2 separate regions of the Homo sapiens genome follow, and region 2 is linked to region 1. A link is an interaction called in ENCODE POLR2A ChIA-PET data of the cell type or tissue named here. Cell type or tissue: K562. All regions are shown on one strand. Each heading gives the region's core, and the rest is flanking DNA. Links, peaks and the distances in the headings are about the cores only.

The links. Peaks named below come from ENCODE experiments on the same cell type or tissue, not always from the same donor. Only the 100,000 strongest peaks of a DNase experiment are listed, where the experiment ranks them.
Region 2: POLR2A ChIA-PET joins it to region 1 with 5 read pairs; 2 of 35 experiments call an interaction of 5 or more read pairs at or near these places.

The regions. Positions count from the first base shown.
Region 1 is chr1:114,324,395-114,335,378 of GRCh38, reverse strand. No RefSeq gene overlaps it. Among named protein-coding and RNA genes, the nearest start is that of SYT6, 180 kb to the right of the region's middle. In K562, for the core only: no CTCF peak of the experiment used is centred there; no DNase peak of the experiment used is centred there; H3K27me3 peaks cover 789 bases.
Region 2 is chr1:114,008,707-114,019,690 of GRCh38, reverse strand. No RefSeq gene overlaps it. Among named protein-coding and RNA genes, the nearest start is that of OLFML3, 35 kb to the right of the region's middle. RefSeq lists an enhancer at 3,373-4,572. In K562, for the core only: no CTCF peak of the experiment used is centred there; a DNase peak (open chromatin) is centred at 5,400; H3K27me3 peaks cover 882 bases.

The DNA of each region.
Region 1 (10,984 bases), core at 3,300-8,299:
AAGGAAGAAATGGAGCTTTGTGGCTTCCTCAATGAGAGAGGAGGAGGGGAGTCCTATTGTGGCTGAAAAAATGATAATTCACTGAATAAATTAGGGCTTATTAGTGTGGAAGTGATAATGAATTTTGTTTTGGAAAGTTAGTTAATCAGAGTTATCTAGATAAACACAACCAATGGGATAGATGGATGGATGGATAGAGCGAGAGATGATAGGTAGATAGATAGATAGATAGATAGATAGATAGATAGATAGATGATAGATAGATAGAGAGGAGATTTATTATGGTTTATGTGATTACGGCAGCCAAGAGGTTCCAAGATATGTAATCTGCAAGCTGCAGAACCAGGAAAGCCGGTAGTGTAATTCAGTCCAAAGCTGAAGACCTGAGAACCCAGGGGGACCATTAGTGTAAATCCCAAAATCTGAAGGCCTGAGAACCAGGAGCTCTGATATCTGGCAGTAGAAGGAGATGGATGTCCTAACTAAAGAGAGAGAGAGAGAGAGAGAATTCACCCTTCCTTCCTGTTTTTGTACCATTAAGGCCCTCCATGAATTGGGTGGTGTCCACCCACATTGGTGAGGGCCACCTTCTTTACTCAGTCTGCCAATTCAAATGCAAATATTCTCTAGAAACACCCCTAGAAACACACCCAGAAATAATGTTTCACCAGATATCTGGGCATCTTTTAGCCCAGTCAAGTTGACACAAAATTAGCCATTGCAGTTAGGTTTCAGCTAATTGTAGCCTAGTGAGAATGACCATTTGGAAGCCAGAGATGAGAATGCATTATTTAGAAAAAGAGGCCAGAGCTGGAGATGTATATTATGCATTTTCACATTTTCTGTTTTGTGGTGAGAGTGGAAACCACAGAGCTACCTAGAGAGAAGAGCAAAGCACTAAACAGAGGGGTTTACAGCAAAAATTCTTTGCAGTGTGATGGGGACCCATGCATAGTGAACCACTAACTGATCAGATAAACAAACATTCAATATGTTGGTACATTTTAATATTACTTGTGCAGAGGTGGCAGGTGAGCTCTAACAGGAGCCTTCTGAAGAAAATGTCTCATTCAAGAGAGTAACTGATGAGGGACAGTTTGATACTGTTAGGGCTTTTGTGACCCTCTCAAATCCCATCATCTAGGTAGCTGCCTGTCACAAACATTCATGAAGGTGCCTATGATAATAAGATATGATATTTAAAGTCCATCCCATGTGGAAATTGGTTTGGATTTATTTTTAATGACATTAGGCATCCAGTATTGGCATTGGAGATTTTCAAGAAGACTGAAAACAATCTAAGACTAGCAATAGGTTCCTTCAGCAATCAAACTACAGCAATTTAGTGAAAAAAATAAAAATCCCAAATTTTCATTAACTAGAATGTTTAGAGGAACTTCTGTGGGTCTTCTGTGTTATCGTCTAAAAATCTATATTGCCAGCTGTTTCCCGTAACAGGAATAGATGTTCTGAAAAGTTCAAACAGAAGAAAAATCATGGTTAACCTTGCACCTGATTTCCTCAGAGTGCTATGAAAGTCTCCCCTGAATCTATAGCAGACTGAAATGCTTGTTAAAGTTGCATCGATTGTGTTCACAGTTAGATGCTCTAGTCAAAGTTTGTCTTCCAACTGCTTTATTAGCCATGAAATGATTTCCTTTTCATGCATTATTGAAAGCCCCAAGTTTAATAAAGTCAAACACATAAAGATGTTAGAAATGGGTAGAGTTGCTTTTCATGATCGGGGGAAAAACTTTCAGAGGAAAGCCTGGGGAACAGGGAGGCTGTGCAGCTTATCTCTTTGGTGAGTGATGGCTGCATCAGAGATGAAAATGGGAGCTGGACCAGCCTCTTGGTTATACCTCTCCTTTCAGCATTAGAGAAAATAATCTTTTTGGTTCATATCACTTTTCTAATTTGTTTCAGCCCTGCACTGAGATTAGAGAACAAGACAGAGATAAAAATTGAGGGAGAATGTAGAAAAGTGGGAGTTTAAATGGTGCTATTTTACATCAGCTTAAGAGAGAGGAACATGCAGACAAAACAGACTTTAAGACAAAAGGTATTACCAGAGATATAAAAGAGACATTTCATAATGATCGGATGGATTCACCAGGAAGACACAGCAAATGTAAATGTGTATGTGCCTAATAACAGAGCTTCAAAATATAAGTATAAACCCCTCTCTCAGCAATTGATAGAACAATTAGACAGAAAAGCAATAAAGTTGTAAATGATCTGAACAACACAATCAACCACCTTGACCTAATTGATATAGAATATTACATCTTACAACTGCAGAATCTATATTCTTTTCAGGTGTGTAAGCTGTGTTCACCCATATAGCCCATATGCTGGGCCACAAAACATAAAACAAGTCTCAATAAATGTCAAATAATTGAAATTATATAGAGTATGTTCTCTGACCACCATGTAATTATATTAGAAATCAATAACAATGCTATACAATTTAGGAACTCAAGATATTGAAATTAAACCATATACTTCTAAATAATCTATGTATCACTGAAGAAATCAAGAGTGAAGTTAGAAAGTATTTAAGCTGAAATGATAATGCAAATACAATTTATGAACCTGTCAATGTTTATAGAATGCAGCTAAAGCAGGGCTTAGAGGGAAACTTGTGGCTTTAAATGCATACATTAGAAAAAAGAAAGGTCTAAAAAGAGTACTAGTTATAGCCCTATTCTCCTTAATTTTTAAAATAAATTAATATTGAGCACTTCCTTGTTGGGTATATAGTACTGAGCAGAACAGACAAGGTCCTGCCCTCCTGGTGGCCATGATCTACTGAGAGAGACAAATAATAAAGAAACACACACAGATAAATATAAAATTAAAATTGTGATGAATGCTATCTATGAAGGGAAAGGACAGGGTACTGTAGCAGAGGAGGTGACCTAATTTAGAGTGAAACCTGGAAGAAAACCTCTTTGAGAAAGTGGCTTTTAAGCTCAGTGGGATTTGAGTTGAAAGCAGGAGATAGCTGAGCAACAAGTGAGGGGGATGTTCCAGGTAGAAGGAGGTGGATCCAGGGTAGGCTGGATGTGGGTCAGGGGCTGAGAGGAGCATCCACAGACCATCTGAACAGTCAGGGTTCTGAATTGCAAGTGCAGCTAAGTGTTATGTGAAATATTCATGTACTTTCTGTGCATTTTCTGACCCCTCTGCTTTTGGGTCCCATGTAGTGGTTTCTCTTCCTCTAGGCCACCCCAAATAGAAACAATAACTCAAAGATGCAGCAAAACTCAAGGCCAGATAAGGATGTCTGTTGAGTGCCTGCAGAGTGAGGTTTTCTGCTTTCAAGAACTAGTTAGGACCAGTGTTAGGAAGGGTGAGCAAAAGGTGAAAGGCAACTTGGTTAGGAGAGGAAAGAGTGGAAGGACTTAGGGTCTTTGTAAGAGGGAAAAGGCTCTTCTCTTGGCTTGCAAGGACCAGGGACTGAAAACACAGAACTGTCTACGGTGTGGGCCCTCACTGAGCTAGGGCACTACCCACAGCCCATAGTAATGGGGACTCGTAAGCTCTATGAACAGATGGTGGGGGTCTTTTGGTCAGAATGTGAGGCAGCAGCACTTACACTTTTTGTGTATGAAGAGTCAAGATTTCATAAAATTAATATTCCTTACTGTTTCAAAAAGGATATTCCTAAACAAAACTGGCTTTTTTTTTTTTTTCTCCAAGGGCACAATGGTGAAGAACATGATGCCACGGTTACAGCTCCATGCCACAGCCTCACACTACTGTTTGTATCCTTGCTGGAAATGTCAACACTGTGACAAAGACAAACAATGTCTTAGTAATTTTATGAATTAATGAAAATCATTTTGACTTTGCAGACCTCCTGAAAGTGCCTCAGCAACCCCCAGGTGCCTAGGGACCTGCTATTTAAATGTTCCTTGCAAAACTTGTGTAGAAATTTAATTGCCAATGTAATAATATTAGAAGGTGGGGACTTTAAGAGGTGATTGGGTCATGAGGGCTCTGCCCTCACGCATAAATTAATGCCATTACCATGGGAGCGGGTTAGTTATTGCAGGAGTGGGCCCCTAATAAAAGGATGAGGTCTGCTCCTATTTCTCCCTCTCACAGAGTGTGTCATGCGTTTTTGCCGTCCCTTGCTTTTTCTCATCACGGGTTGTCTTCTTCCATGTTGTGATGAAACATGAAGGTCCTCACCAGATGTGGCCCCTTGATCTTGGACTTGCCAGCCTCCAGAACCTTGAGTCAAGAAAATCTCTCTTCTATATAAAAGAAATCTCTTTATACCCAGAGATTTTTTTCTTTTTCTTTATACCCAGTCTGTGGTACTCTGTTTAAGCAGTAAAAAATGGACTAAGACAGGACTACATCTTGAAAACAGCTGATGTAGGGTAACTGGGTGTGAAGATGGAACAGAACAGAGCCAGTTGGAAACTTTTCTCTGAGTTGGGCCACCATCACCAGAATGGATGCGGATTTTGGCTTATTTAAGCAGAATAGGGATTTACTGAACAGATACTGGGTAGCCCACTGAATCACCAGGGGTCCTAAAGAGCCACGCTTATAAAATGGGCAGGAAGAACCAAAAGGAGGCTATATGTCCAGAACCTGGGCCAATATCCCACCTTGGAAGCAGTCAGGTGACAGGAATGTACTGCTATTTTCCTCTGCAGCTGCTGTTGAACACAGGATGTGGCATCTTACATCACAGACACCCCAGCGCTGGTCTGTGGAGGCTGTTGTCCCAGCTGTCATCCTCACTTTGTCTCCTGGACAGATTTAGACTGAGTCTCTAAGTGAACCTTTGATTGGCTGAGCCTGGGTTTCTTACTTATGTCCTAGCTGTGCTGTATGCTGGGGAAGCTATTATTATACAACACCTCCAGCTCCTATCGTGGAATGAAACCCTGCTCCCTATGAAGACTTGCAAGAAGAGGAATTCTCCGTGAGAAGGAAAGAGGTTTGGATGCTAAGCAGCCAAAACATGACAACTGCCTGAGCCTTCTTCAGCTGGAGCTACACATTTGGTAGTAATCACCCATGAGCTGATCACTGGAAAAACGGGGTTTAAGAAAATTCCAAGGAAGAAAACATTGAGTGAGACAATAAGGTGATCTGGGAATGAGCCTTGAGACCTCCTAGCATTTAAAGGCTGAGTGGAAGAAGATGAACCTTCAAAGATGACTGAGAAGGAGCAGCAAGAGGAGGTGCAGAAGGGTGTTGTATTTCAGAAGCCAAGAGGGAAGGGTGCTTTGAGGAGGAAGGAGTATTTTCGGTGTTGAATCCTGCCCAGAGACCCAGAAAGCTGAGATCTGAGAAATGTCCATTAATGAATTATCAAATGCCCACCAATCAACTCCTTCCCATTTCTTCTCTATTGCACTGGAGTGTGAATTATTGTTACTTCCCAAAAAGTCAGGGGAGATGGGAATATCCTTTATTCAAGACAGAGTTATTCCAGAACAAAGGATGAGGCCACCATTTGGACATCATTCTCTAAGCACAAGGCAGTCCCTTCTGCAACCAGGGGCCCAGGCTGAGTCCTTTGCTTCCAGGCAGCCTGACAGACTGCACATGGTGAGCTATAGGAAGATCGTTCTGCCTCAACAAATTAGCAAATAGCTATAATCTATTCACCAACATGTCATGGAGCATCACCTGTGCTTACTAAGCTCTGTGTTAAGAATTGGCTCTTATAGGGAGGATAAAACAATATATGAGATAGAATGCAGACGTAAATTCAAAAGCACACACAAAACAATATGAAAAGAGACCCACACGAGTAGAGCCCCACCTCCTCTCTGGTGCTTATTCTAGTTTGCTAGGATACGGTCTCTGGAGCCCCTGGCCTCCCTGAGGGTCACTCCCTCCTCAAACCCATCCTCACCATGCTACTCTGGACCTGCCTAAGGCCCACTCACCTCTTAGGCTTCAGTTTAGACATTAGCTCTTCCATGAAGCCTCTCTGACTTACAAGTCTGCTAAAGAATTTTACTGTGCATCCCTGTAACATCTTCGTTTCTTTATCTTTCCCTTTATGTGCCTGTTTACTGATCTTCCTCATTAGATGGAAAGTTTTAAATGCAGGACCTTGTTTATCTTATTTACCATTGTAGGGCTTTCTCACAATTGCCTCCCCAGCACCTGGCATATAGTAGATGCTCAGTAAATATTTATGGAATGAATATGTGAATCAATGGCTGATTGAATAAATCAAAGAGTCTGTGAGTACTGACAAGCCACAATGTAGAAGAATATTATGAGCTGCGTGGAGAAGCCAGAAAGGCTAGCTAGAAGCTGAAGTTCTGTGCAGGATTAGGAAGGCAGAAAATCCAGATTTGCAGGAGTCAGAGGTGCCAGATTAGACAGTTGATACCTTTTGAGTGGGATGGGGAAGGATTTGCACTGCTGGAGGGAAATGTCTATTTTGGGTAGTAACTAAGAGTTTTCTAAGTATTCTAGATGCTGCTGGGAGAGCATGCTCCTTCCCAGCCCATGTCATAGCTTGTTGCAGTAAATGCTGGGGCACAAGAAGCCTGACCTTTTGTACCCTTCTCTGCCACCATGCCTGTGTCAACACCACAGCCTTGGGTGGCAGTGTCAGTGGCAGTGGTTGGAGTGGGATGCAGGTGCCCTACAGGAAGGACCCAGCCCCACTGGCTGAGGGGATCTGTGATGTGAAGGATCCAGCCAACCCTTGGCCACGTGACAGGAACACCATCTGCACCCTGGGCGCCTAGATTTTGCAGCTGCCACAGCCTACTCAGGCATATTTGACACAAGCTTAGCAAATAGCTTTTCCAGGAGGTTTGCAAATTTCCAATCTGCTGTCCCACGTTTTCCTCTACAACTGCCACCAACCAAATGTTAAATTGGATCCAAGACCTGCGGGGTAATCAGCAAACGTACGGGCTCATTGCAGAATTGGAAAGGAGACTGGGCTCAGGTGGCCCTCTGAACGGACTCTTCCTAGAAATTATACTGTTATTATGGCAAAAATTATGATGCCATATATAGGAGTAATTGTCAAATCTTTACTAGCGTATCTGTCTTTACAAGTCGATGTATCCTTAAGACATTACATATAAATTGAACTTTTGTTACTTTAATACAAAATCAGTGCAATTTTTAATGTTATTTTAAGGAATTCTCCAGAAAGCATTCCTTTTGCCAAAGCAAAAAAAAAAAAAAAAAAAAAAATGACCCTCAGTTTGTTTTTGCAAATTGTCTCTAAATGTGGATGTATTTATGTGTGTGTTTGTATCTTCTGTGTGCCTGTGTTGAGGATCATCAGTCTCTTTTGAGAAATGCAGAAAAAGTTGGCTTTAGCACTTCCATGATTAATTTAAAGAGAGAGGGAAAGATTGTTATATATACAAGGTAGTTGGCACTAAGATTTCATCTTCATTGTTACCCACACAACATCATCCACACAACAAAGACATAAATGCAAAATTGCACAGCATGCTGGGATGAATACATTACAGCTCAGATCTGCATTTCAAATTTAGCTTTTTGATATCTTAATATCCATGGGGGTTAAAAGTACTAACTAATTGAAGAACCGGGGACTTCATTGCTGTTACTGAACAAATCTAATTATAGAAAAGACAAATTTATAAACATACAATAGAAATTATCTGGGATGATTAGAGTGTCTCCAACTCCTGTTCTCTTCAGCTGAAATGACCATTTCTCCTCTCATTTCCACATTGGTTACCAAACAACTTTTGCAGGAATTTTCCAAATGATATTGAGTGTGACTTTGGGAGTCAGAGTCATAGTATCTTAGAGCATCGGTCCCCCAACCTTTTTGGCACCAGGGACTGGTTTCTTGGAAGACAATTTTTCCATGGACCTGGGTAGGGAGGATACTTTTGGGATGATTCAAGCACATTACATTTATTGTGAACTTTATTTCTATTATTATTACATTATAATACATAATGAAAGAATTAAACAACTCACAATAATATAGAATAAGTGAGAGCCCTGAATTTGTTTTCCTGCAACTAGACAGTCCCGTCTGGGGGTTACAGTGACAGATCATTAGGCATTAGATTTTCATAAGGAGCATGCAACTTAGATCCTGCACATGTGTAGTTACAATACTGTTCATTCTCCTATGAGAATCTAATGCCACCACTGATGTGACAGGAGGCAGAGCTCAGGCAGTAATGTGAGTGATGGGGAGCAGCTGTAAATACAGATGAAGCTTTGCTTGCTTGCCCACAGCTCACCTCCTGCTGTGTGGCCCAGTTCCTAACAGGCCATGGTGGCTCGAGGGTTGGGGACCCCTGCCTTAGAGTAAGTCACTTTAAATGTTCAAGTTCACTCAACTGTGTGAGGTAGAGAGATCAGCTAATTTAGGCCCCAAGGTATCTGGGGGTACTTGTATAATTGTGAGCCAAGAGAAAAGTGGGTATATTTTGAAGTTCTTAGAGGAATTTGCAGCCAGTGAATATTTTTTCTGTAGCGCATATCACTACTGATGCTCCCGGTGGTCCCCTGTTCCTAGGCCTCATGGAAGTTCCCCTAAGGTAGAAGTAGCTTTAAGTGTAGAGGGGCCCTCTCTGCTGCCAGGTATATAAAGAAATACCACTCACCAATGTACTCTTCTGCATGTTAGTTGCGTAGCATATGCCACATGACTTTCCTGCACTGCATGGTACTGGGTGCCCATTGCCCCTCTGCCTGGAGAGAGGGCTGCATTGCACACACACAGCCTAAACTAGTCTTCATATAGCTATTTGTTCTTTTATTCATTTACTCAGCAAGCAGCCTGCACTGTGCCTTGTTCTGCTCTAAGTGCTGAGAGTACAAGATTATATAAATCTCATATGGATATCCGTTAGTTCTAGCACCCTTTGTTGAAAACACTGTCCTTTCCCCATTAAATGACCTTACTAACTTCGTTGAAATTCTATTTCTAGATTCTATCATGTTTTATCATTCTATCCTGTGCCAATAGCACATTGTCTTGATTACTGTGAGTCTTGAAATCAAATAGTGCATGTCCTCCAACTTTGTTCCTTTTTTTCAGAATTTCTTTGGCTATTACAGATCTTTGCATTTCCATATAAATTTTAGAATCAACTTGTCCTTTTTTATAAAAAAATCCTGCTTTAAAAAATTCTGATTGCATTGAATCTATAGCTCAATTTGTGGAGATGTGACATCTTAATATTGAGTCTTCTCATCCATGGACATGGTATTTCTCTCCATTTATTTAGATCTTTTAAAATTTCTCCCAGTTGTGTTTTGTAGTTTTCAGTATACAGGTCTTACACATATTTTGTGAAATTTATCTCTTAATATTTTATACTTTTGATGCTACTGCAAATGGTAAATTTAAAATTCCAATTTCTAGTTGTTCATTGCTATTTATAGGAATACTGTACAGTTAATTTTTGAATATTTATCTCATATGCTGGGACATTGCTAAACTCACTTATTAGCTCTGGGAAACGTTTTGGTAGATTTCTTAGGATTTTCCATGTACATGAACATGTCATCTGTGAATAAAAATAATTTATTTCCTTTTTTCCAATCTATAAGCCTGTTAATTATTTTTCTTTCTTTATTGTTCTGATTTGGAATTCCAGTACAATGTTGGACAAGAGTGGATTTCTTTGTCTTATTTCAGGTATTTGAGAAAGCATTTAGTCCTTCACTACTGAGTATGATGTTAGCGTAAGTTTTTCATAGGTGTCCTTTATCAGGTAGAAATTTTCTTCTATTCCTAGTTTGCTGAGAACTTTTTTAAAAATTTTATGTGTGGGTATTGAATTTTGCCAAATGCTTTTTCTGCATCTATTAAGATGATCATATGGGTTTTCTCTAACTTTGTCAATGTGGTAAATTACGTAATTTGATTTTTGAATGTTAAACCAATTTTGGATTCCTGGGATAAGCTCCATTTGGTCATGGTGTATTATCCTTTTTTACTGTTGGATTAGATTGGATTTTATTAAGAATTTTTACCTTTATGTTCATGATGGATATTGGAGTATAGTTTTATTTATTGTCTTTTCTGTTTCTGATATATCAAGGTAATATTGGCTTCAAAAAATAAGAACTGCTGCTATCCCCTTTTCTTGTGTGTAGAGGCATTATTTCTTCCTCAAATATTTGAAATAATTCACCATCTGGACCTTTATTGCAGGAAGATTTTAAATTATGAATTACATTTAGTTGATATAGATATTTTCACATTTTCTAATTTTCCTTGTGCCATTTTGATAATTCTTATCTCTCAAGAATTTTTTCCATTTTATCTAAGTAATCAAATTTATTGGCAAAAGTTGTTCATAATATTTCCTTATTCTCTTTTAAGGCCTTTCAGATCTATAGTGATGTCACCTCTTTCATTCCTGATAATGGTCATCCTCCTTCTCCCTCTCTCTCCCTCTGCCTGCATTATTAGAGTGGATGATCTGGGAACACAGGAAGCATAAAGTGTACTGTTCGACATAAAGTGTTCAACATTGTACTGGAGTTCCAAATCAGGGCAATAAAGAAAGAAAAATAACTAGGAGACATACAGATTGGAAAGGAAGAAATAAATTATTTTTATTCACAGATGACATGTTTATGTTCATGGAAAATCCTAAGGCAAAGGATGAGAATGCTTGCAATCATGAGCACGGAGGGGTGCAATCATCGGTGACGACAAGGACTTCAGCCATGGGCATGGGCGGCTGAAGTTTGCAGAGGAGATGGTCAGTGCAGGAGAGGAGGCCAAGGAGCTGAGAGGCTGGGGTTTAGAAGGGAATCTCTAAGAATAATGATGGGAGGAGTGGGTGCAGAGAAAGGCAACAAGCCCAGTGCTGAGCTCTTCAAAGAACGGAGCCACTGGGAGGTCCGAGTGGGAGGAGTCACTGGATGATTTATCCCGCAGGAGAGTCACAGGAACTGGGAGTTTTAGGGAGGGGTTGGGGAACAATGATCTGGAAATTTTGGCGAGGAGTGAGACTCCTGT
Region 2 (10,984 bases), core at 3,448-8,447, 320 kb after region 1:
AGTTCCCAATAAGTTCCTCATCTCCATCTGAGACCAACTCAGCCTGGACCTTATTGCTCATATCAGTATCAGCATTTTTGTCAAAGCCATTCAACAAGTCTCTAGGAGGTTCCAAATTTTCCCACATTTTCGTGTCTTCTTCTGAGCCCTCCAAACTGTTCTAACCTCTGCCTGATACCCAGTTTCAAAGTCGCTTCCACATTTTTGGGTATCTTTTCAACAACACTCCACTCTACTGGTACCAATTTACTGTATTAGTCTGTTTTCATGCTGCTGATAAAGACATACCCAAGACTAGGAAGAAAAAGAGGTTTAGTTGGACTTACAGTTCCACTTGGCTTACGAGGCCTCAGAATCTTGGGGGGCGAAAGGCACTTCTTACATGGTGGCGGCAAGAAAAAATGAGGAAGATGCAAAAGTAGAAATCCCTGATAAAACCATCAGATCTCATGAGGCTTACTCACTACCATAAGAACAGTATGGGGGAAACCACCCCCATGATTCAAATTATCTCCCACTGTGTCCCTCCCACAACACGTGGGAATTATGGGAGTACAATTCAAGATGAGATTTGGATGGCGACACAGAGACAAACCATATAACCCATTAACTTTTAGGCTCTAAGAGTGGTTCTCAACTCAAAATCCAAGGCAGGGGTGGTGGGAGAGGGAGTCTCTCCAGGTCCCACAGTAAGAACTGCAGCAGTAGGGTTCCTGAAGCCCTTGAAAAGTCTGCAGAAGCAGAGATAGCTGAAGGAAGATTGAGCCTTAGATGGCAAGCCCTGGACTCAGTTGCTGCTGTTCTGAGAAAACAACATCACACAGGACATAAAGTCTGCAGTGTAGCAGTTTGTATAGGGCCCTGCCCTGCTGTCACCACAGTCACCCATTTCCATTCAGCGTAATTACTCCAAACCAGAAAGGAGAAGGAGGAAAATGATTTAAAGAGAATTAAGTAAACTTATTTATGGTATTTGCCTGTAGGAAGGAAGCAGCAGTATATTTTGAGCAAAGTTACCTTCCAACAAAACTATCCAAATTCTTCCTCTTTTAATCAAAGGTGTTGAGAAAGCAATCTGATTAAGCGTTGTGTTTTGGTTAAGATTCTTTTGGTTAGGCCAGGTGCAGTAGCTCACGCCTGTAATCCCAGCCCTTTGAGAGGCTAAGGTAAACTGATTGCTTGAGTCCAGGCATTCAAGAGCAGCCTGGGCAACATAGCAAGACTCCATCTCTACAAAAAATACAAAAAAAAGTAGCCAGATGTGGTGGCGTGTGCTGGTAGTTCCAGCTACTTGGGAGGCTGAGGTAGGAGAATCACCTGAGCCCCAGGAACTCAAAGCTGCAGTGAGCCATTATTGCACCACTGCACTCCATCCTGGGTGACAGAGCGAGACCCTATCTCAAAAAAAAAAAGATTATTTGGTTGTGAATAATAAAAATCTATTTGAGCTAGCTTAAACAAAATAGGAGAATGAATGATATGGATATACGAGTATCTTACAGAACCCAAGATCAGGGAGAAGGTATGTCAGGAGAGAGTTAAACCAGGAGCTGGAAAACCTACAGAAACCAAATCAGCCATTTCTTGTTTTTCTCTCACTCTAGGTTCACAAAGACTCTCACCTCTGCTTCCCTCTACGTCTCTCTTCCACTCTTCTCTCTCCATAGACGGGCTTTCTCTGCTTCTCTCTAATGAGCAGATAGCATGAGGCAGGGAGGATTCTCAAAGGGATTACTGAGGGCTAGGCATCAGTCCCCCAAAATATCTAATCCATGTCATTACCCCATAATATGGCCCCATGATACATATGGCCACCTTTTCATTCTGCCACTCTTGCTGCTCTGTTCCCTTAACTCCTGTGACCTCAGGTTGTTAAAAATGACTATAATCTGGCCCTTTATTCATAGCTTTTCTTATCTGAGAAAGTATCATTTGTTACTAGAACTTTCTAACAAATACTAAAATCATTTTTCCAGAGTTGTTATTTTCTTCTTCCCAGATGCCTGAACAGGTGTCTCCAAACTCCTAATGCACATTCACTCTCAACCTTGGGAACTGAGTCAGTGGTCCTGGGGCCATTTTAGTTAAGGCTAAGATATTAATGTAATAATAATAATAATAATGGGAAAAGGGAAGGAAAGAAGAAGAGGAAGTGGACATGGAAGAGGAGCTAGCAATTAATGAACATTTACAACTGCCGGGGATTGTAGCAAACATCTTAGGGACTCAGTGGCCAGTCCCTTCCTCCAGCAATTTAGACACATTGATAGCTATAATTGTATTACACACCCACATTCAGGATCACTGCTGTCCCCTAGAAGTCTCTGCAAGTGCTTGGTTTGATTGCACAAAATATTTCTGATTATTTTCATTTACACAAATAGCTTTCATTTGTACCTAATCACTATGAAGCACAAATATGATTATGTGCTGATTAACTTTGCTTTAAGATTAATTTCAACATTAAACTCTGCCCATTATTTTAGGCTTCTTAATTTGTTGTGTGTACGGAATTGATTGTATATTCAAACTTAAAGCAATTAGAGGACACATCATGTCCTGGAATATTAGGATACAATACAGAGGGCGCACAAGTCCTTCCCCAAGCAGTAGAGATAATAGAATATTCTGAACAATTAACCTTAAGATATCTGAATATCTTTTTTTTTTTCTTTTTGAGACAGGGTCTCGCTCTGTCACGCAGGCTGGAGTGCAGCAGCATCATCTCTGCTCACTGCAGCCTCTGCCCCGCCAGGCCGAAGCATCAATCTTCCTACCTCAGCCTCCTGAGTAGCTGGCACCACAGGCACGAACCACCACACCCAACTATTTTGTTTGTATTTTTAGTAGAGATGGAGTCTCTGCCTTATTTCCCAAGCTGGCCTCAAACTCCTGATCTCAAGTGATCCTCCGCACCTCAGCCTGCCTCCCCCAAAGTGCTGAGATTACAGGCATGAACCACGGCACCCAGCCCTGAATATCATTTTGAATTTTAGAGTCATGGAGGTATACGATATGGTCTAGTTGTATTTTTAAGGTGCTAAACAGAGAGGTGGGCAGTAAGATACTGTGGAGGAGTACTGGTACTAACGTCAAATGCCATGGCCAGACTGCCTGCAACATTACTAGCTATGTTACCTTAGGGAAGTAGGGATGTGGGACTGTGTAGGGGAAACTAATATTTGTTGAATATATACTATTATAAGTACTAGCACTGTCAGATGCTTTAGGAATAGTAGTGGTAGTAATGAGAACAATCATATAGAAACCCAGATAGCTAGCATTTATTAAGGTCTTTGTGTAGGCCATTGATAATGGTTTGGGTGTATGTCCCTGCCCAAATCTCATGTCAAATTGTAATCCCCAATGTTGGAGGTGGGGCCTGGTGGGAAGTGATTGGATCATGGAGGCAGATTTCACCTTTGATAAAGACTCTCACCTTTGCTAGTTCTTGTGATAGTGAGTGAGTTATCATGAGATCTGGTTGTTTAAAAGTGTGTAGCACCTCCCCTCTCTGTCTTCCTCCTGCTCCAGCCATGTAAGGCGTGCCTGCTTCCCTTTTGCCTTCCGCCATGATTGAAAGTTTCCTGAGGCCTTCCCAGCCATGCTTCCTGTACAGCCTGTAGAACCGTAAGACAATTAAACCTCTTTATAAATTACCCAGTATCAGGTATTTCTTTATAGCAGTGTGAGAATGGACTAGTACAGCCATGCAATATCCTATTTAATCCTCAAAATAACCCTAAGGGATCGGAGCTATCACGATCCTCATTTTACAGAAGAGGAAACCAAAGCTCCAAGATGCTAAGTAACTTGACTAAGGTCACGTTGATAAATCACAGATAGTCTAGATTTGAATCCAAATCTGTTGGGCATCAAAACTTTAGTCTTTCCAGTTCTTCTAGATTATCTCCAAGGTTAAGTAATCCCTAACCTCCCAGAATCTGCTTCCTCATTTATAAAGTTGTATAAAAATATCTTACTTAAAACAAAAGATCTTTTTGTGGCTCAACAAGATCACATACCTGAAATAGCATATATTGTAAAATACTAGAAAATGTAAACTTGCTAGAGACTTAGAAAATTTACCTGTTTTCCTTGAGGCAAATAGGTACATGTTCCTCTCTTCCTCTTTTCCTCTCTCCCTTCCTTCCTGACATCCTGCCTTCCTGCCTTCCTTTCTTTGATTTTTGTTCTCCCCCTTCCATTCCTTTTGATCCCCTTTTTGTTCTCCTCTGCTTTCTTTCCATCCTGCAACAACTTCATCCCCACCCCGACCCCTGCCTGGTTTAGGAAAGAATTAACCAGAGAGCCCGGGAAAAGTGTGCATTTTAATTAGTCATCTATGATTCATTGGGAAATGGCTTTGTTACTCTGAAGACAGAAGGAGACATGGATTTTCTCACTTACACAGAGCTGGTTGCACACCCAGCAGGGGCTCCAGGCACAGTTGCTAAATGATGAATGATAGCATACCCAGGTAGGTTACTCACTGGATAAATATGAGCAATTTCTTTTTAGGGGATCATCTTCATGCTGAGTCTTGGACACCAACCTGAATTCTCCTACAGAGAAACTGGACATCTGCTCTTGATGGGGTGTAGTGGATAAGGCATAGCACCTGTGATCAGGAGATCTAGATCTGAGTCTCAGTTGTGACACTTTTTTCTGTGTTACCTTGGGAAAGTTATTTACCCTCTCTGAGCCTCAATTTCCTCACTAAAAGGGGATCATGGTACCAACATGTGTTAAAAGAGTATTAAATGAGATAATAAGTACTTTGTAAACAATGTGTTTGTAATTAATCATGAATCTTAGTTTGATTATATGATTATAATTATGTTTTTTTCCAGTAATGGAAAGAGGGCAGGGATAAAAGGCAGTGAGTGGCCTGAGCTTCTAAAAATTCTCATGAGAAGGATTCATAGAGGGTTCACCTGGTTCCTTCTAGGAGTTTACTCACAGCCTTATAATTTTCATTATTTAGAAAAACAATCACAGATGTCATGTATCACAACTTGCAGAGAACACACCTGCCCCTGAGACAGAGCAATCATGATGATGGTGGGCAGATGGGGTCAATTCTGGGGAACTGGGATTCCTTGTGGGAATGGAGGCCATTTCCCCATGGGTGACTCACAATGGCTGAAGAAGGGAGAGGCAAGTATCTATTATACACAATTAGCAATCACCCCACAACCCTGGCTCATGTGAACCCCACCACCACCCCCAAAGCTATTGCCTTTTGCATAGTCCTCCACCCCACCTCCATTCCCAACTTCCCAGACACTCATTTTAACGTGCTTTCAGGAGGCAGGAATTCTGGTAGGAGGGAGATATCTCACGAGGTTTGCCCTGAGACACTCCTGCCCCTGACCATGAGGGCAGGCTCCTATCTCCTCCTCCTTGGGTCCAGGTCTGGCCACACCCACATGAGAAGGGAGTGTGATCCCTGAGCATGCCTTGAATGTGGTGTTAGAAAATGGGACCCACATAAAGATTCTGCCACAAAAGTGCTGTATAACTCAGGGCAAATCACTCACTCTCTCTGAGCTTCAGCTTCCTCTGCAGTAAAATGGAGATACTAATACTTGCCCTGACTTCCTCACATTGCTGATGTGAACATCAAATTTAAAAACCAAAACAGGGCCGGGCACGGTGGCTCACGCCTGTAATCCCAGCACTTTGGGAGGCCGAGGCGGGCGGATCACGAGTTCAGGAGATCGAGACCACGGTGAAACCCCGTCTGTACTAAAAATACAAAAAATTAGCCAGGCGCCGTAGTGGGCGCCTGTAGTCCCAGCTACTCAGGAGGCTGAGGCAGGAGAATGGCGTGAACCCGGAAGGCGGAGCTTGCAGTGAGCCGAGATCACGCCACTATACTCCAGCCTAGGCGACAGAGCGAGACTCCATTTCAAAAAAAAAAAAAAAAAAAAAAACCAAAACAATAGAACAAAAAAAAATCATGAGGACTAAAATGCTGTTTAAATGTTTAGTTTTAGGAGAACAATGAAACAGTTAAGAGCAATAAGCCAGAAGAACACATAGCAATGTGGCTGAATCTTAAAACCATGGTCCTGAATAGAAGACAAGAAACATAATGAGCTATATCACAACCCTATTCACATAAATTAAAAATCCGCAGCCACAAAACAATGATGTGTGCTTTTCAAGATTCAACATTAAACAAATTAAAACAGTGATGGGATATAGGGGATGGGGATAAAAAGAATGAATGAATAAGTGAATGAATGAATGAATGAATGAATGGCAGAGTTCTTGCATGGACCATTGATGACACTGTGAGATGAGATGAAGGGCGGAATAATCCTGTGTACCTGAGATCCAAGAAAAATGTTTGTTATTATTAAGCATCAGCTTTGTTAAGTAAGGGAATTGACAACACTTTCTTCTGCAGTCTAGTCACTCTTTGATTCATTTATTCAACAAAAGTTGGTTGGGTCCTGATGCAGTGACTCATGCCTGTAATCCTAGCACTTTGGGAGGCCAAGGCAGGAGGATTGCTTGAGCCCAGGAGTTTGAGACCAACCTGGGCAACATACAGAGACCCCTCTCTACAAAAAGTGAAAGAATTAGCCAGACATGGCAGCTTGCGCCTGTGATCCCAGCTGCTTGGGAGGCTGAAGCAGGAAGATCGCTTGAGCTCAGGAGTTTGAGGTTGCAGTGAGCCATGATCGCGCCACTGCACTCCAGCCTGAGTGACAGAGTGAGTCCCTGTCTCTAAAAATATAAATAAATAAACATTGGTTGAACATCTACAACAGGCCAAACTGTGCAGAGTACCAGTATTATAAGCTTCCCCCCGCCCCAAAAAGTCCTGCCTTTATTTACTGACAAGAAAACAAATGCTCACAGTATGGTATGATAGTGTCTGACAGAGATGAGGACAAAGGAACGCAGAGGAAAAGTCCCTCACCCAGCCTGGGGGAGAGGGAGGAGGCTGTGTCAGCGAAGGCTGGAAGAAGGATGCTTGAGCTGTGCTGAAGTATGTGTATGGGTCAATCTGGTGAAGAAGGTAGGGATGTATTTTAGGTATAGGAAACAGCAAGTTCAACAGCACTGACACGTAAAGCAGCAAGCAGCTCCGTACAGGCTAGCATGGACTGGCCCACAGCAGAGACCTGGGGAGGCTGAGGCCAGAGATGCAGCCCACTCTGAAAGGCCTTCAAGACCAAGACAGGGACTTCAGAGATTCCCTAATTGCACGGAAGCCAATGTGGTTTTTCCCTGGGAGAACATCACACCCAGATATATGTCTTTAATAGCCACCATGGCCACAATGTGGAGATGGGTTAATGGAGAGAATCTTGGTGTGGGGGAGGCCATTCAGGAGGTTGCATGAACACTGGAGGCCTGAACTAAGGCAGTGGCTGTGGGGATGGAGAGAAGGGACTGAGGCTGTGAGATGGTAAGAAGCAGAGTCCAGGGTTATGTTGACTGGTGTCTGACTGGACATGGAGTAGAGAAGGGGTAAGAGAGGGTCAGAGATAATGTCCAGGTTCCTGATTCAGAAATCAAAGTAGCTGACCATGCCATTCTCCAGAAAATGACATCCAGGAGGAGGGACAGCCTTGGGTAAAGGGTCAGAAGTGCAGAAGGTAGTTGTGCACACAAACACAACTCAGTAGAGGGCTCTGGTCAGAAATATCTATATTTGGCAGCACTGCCATACAAAGCCACAGGAAGAGATGATACATCTGGAAACATTTAGAGGATGAAAAGAGAAGAGGGTCAAGAATGAACCATGCATTTAAGGGACAAGCAAAGGAATTGTAACCTGCAGAAAAAAAAGAAAGAAAAGACCAGAAGAGATGAAATTAAGAATAAGTGAGACCAGTGTGGTGGCTCATACCTGTAATCCCAGGGCTGTGGGAGGCCAAGGCAGAAGGATTGCTTGAGGTCAGGAGTTTGAGACCAGCCTAGGAACCATAACAAGATTCTATCTCTGCAATATGTATGTGTGTGTGTGTGTATATATATATATATATATATTTTTTTTTTTTTTTTTTTTAATTAGCCAGGTGTGGTGGTGCACACCTGCAGTCCCAGCTACTCAGGAGGCTCGCTTGAGCCCAAGGGTTCAAGGCAGCAGTGAGCCAAGATCATACCACTGCACTCCAGTATGAGTGACAGAGTGAGAGTACCCACACCACTGTGGAGTGAGAAACAGAGAAAGGGGAAGCTGTAGGTGCAGAGAACTTTCAGGAGAGCTGTCTGTAAAAGGAAGGAAGACAGAACTAGAGAAATCAAGGAAGAAATTGTTAAAGGATGAGAACAACTTGAGTAGATATGGAGGAAAGGATTTAGGAGAGAGGAAGAGATTGAAGATGTAGAAGAGAAGGGAAATTTGATGGAAGGAAGTCATAGCAAAAGAGAGATATGAGGATGGAGGGAAGTGCATAACTGAAGGAATTCACATGGACTGAAGAAGGGACACCTCCTCCCCTCGGTGCAATGAATTGTCCAGCTTTCTTAGAATAATATTCCATATGTAGCTCTATGCTCCCTATAAAATGAGACTGACATCTGTTAATGAGATTACTGTAAAGCTAATTTCACTTCATTCTTTACCTCATTTCCTCTCTCCCTAACTATCTCCATTAATGACAAGAGCAGTGAGGTGCCCTGAGAAGCAGGAGGCGGTGCCCAGAGCCGGCAAGGGTGGGGAGAGGAAAAAGGAGTCCAGCCTATGGTAGGACGTGAGTGGCTTCAACACCCCTCAGAACCCAATGCCTCCACTGAACCACGAAGCAAGCTGAGAAGCCCCGCCAGCTTATGGGGAAAGTGCTGGCTTCCCTAGAGTCTAAACCTGTTCTAACTTTCCCCTGGTTCCAGCTCTGGATCCACCTCTACATTTTTAACTCACCCTTGCCCCTTTGGTTTGTGGGATTTTTCTTTCATTGCTGACTTCTGATTCTTGGCTCCTTCTCAAGAGTTTTGCCTTGTGTTCAATTCCTTGATATGCCAGCTTTTGACTACCTTCTCTAAAACTCATGTACTTATGCTCCTCCTCATTCAAAAGGGGATTCGAGGGTTGACAAGGGGGTCATAAAGATAAAAAAGGATTATGTCATTGTGCACACATCACAGAGTGTACTTACAGAAACCTAGATGGTGCAGCCTACCACATACCTAGGCTACAAACCTGTACTGCATGTTGCCATACCGAGTGCTGCAGGCAATTGTAACGCTATAGTATTCGGGGATCTAAACATATCTAAATGTAGAAACTGTAAAGTGAAGGTATGGTATAAAAGATAAAAACTGTACACCTGCATAGGGCCCTTACCATGACTGGAGCTTGCAGGACTGGAAGTTGCTCTGGGTCAGTGTGTGAGCAGTGAGAGAATGTGAAGACCTAGGACATTACTGTACCCTACAAGGATTAGAAACACTGTACACTTAGGCTATGCCAAATTTATTTTAAAATTTTCTTTCTTCAATAATAAATTACCCTTAGCTTACTGTAAGTTTTTACTTTATACACTTTTTAAATTTTTTTAACTCTTTGACTTTTTTGAAATAACAGCTTAAAACAAACATATTGCACAGCTGTACAAAATATTTCCTTTATATTCTTATTCTATAAGCTTTCTTCTACTTAAAAAAATTCTAAATATTTTTACTTTGTAAACTTTAAAAAAAAATTAGACACAAACACATTAGCCTAGGTCTACACAGGGTCAGGATCATCAATATCACTGTCTTCCTCCTGCACGTCTTCTCCCGCTGGAAGGTCTTTAGGAGGAATAGCACACACAGAGCTATCATCTCCTATCATACCAAAGCCTTCTTCTGGAATACCTCCTGAAGGACCTGTCTGAAGTGAAGCTGTTTTACTGTTAACTTTTTTTTAATAGGTAGAAGGAGTATACTCTAAAACAATGATTAAAAGCATAGTAAATACATAAGCCAGTAACACAGTTATTTCCTATAACTATCAAGTATTACATACTGTATGTAATTGTATGTGCTAGACTTTTACATGACTGGCAGTGCAGTAGGTTTGTTTACACCACATCACCACAAACACGTGAGTAATGCATTGTACTCTGACCTCATTAGGCAATAGGAATTTTTCAGCTTCATTACAATCTTATGGGACCACTGTGGTCTGTGTGGTTCATCACTGACCAAAACATTGTTATGTGGCATGTGACTGTATATCAGTATATATGTTGATCAGATTTACACTATAATATATTGAGAGGAGATGAAGAAAGTGACTGTGAGAGATAATAAATGTTTATTGTTTTAACCTACTAAGTTTTGTGGTAATTTTTGTTTCTCACTACAAAAATGGAAAAGTGGAAAATAAATAGACAATGTCTAAAACAGAAAAAAGTAGCAATATAAGCTTGTTATTTAGAGATATGAAAGTGATATCCCAAAAAAGCTGACAACAGTTGGAGCTGGAGGATGTACTTCTAAGATGGCTCACTCACACAGCTGGCAAGTGAGCTCACACTGCTGGCTGTTAGCAGGTGGTCTCAGTTCTTCACCACATGGACCTCTCCATTGTGCTGTTTGAGTGTCTTCACAACATGGCAGCTGACTTCCTCCTGAGTGGGCAGTATAGGAAAGGACATAGTGGAAGCCACAATTCCTTTCATGACCTAGATTGAGAAGTCACATTCCATCATGTCTGGTATATCTTATAGCTCCACAGGTCAGCCCTATTCTATATGGGAGGTGACTACACAAAGGCATGACTTACTAACACGCAAGGATTGCTGGGGGCTATCTGGGAGGTTGCCACGCAAGTATTCAAAAAGTGGAAATTTGCCTGACACACTGAACCTCATCCTTAATTCTCTTAATGATAAGTACATAAAGAGGGAGGCCAGTGGCATAACTGCTCAGCCTTGTTCAATAGAGCTAGCCAGCCAGAGGCCAAAACCATATGTTCAAGTCTCTGAAGGTCTGACTTATCTGTGAATAAGACTAATGGAATCTAGAGGAA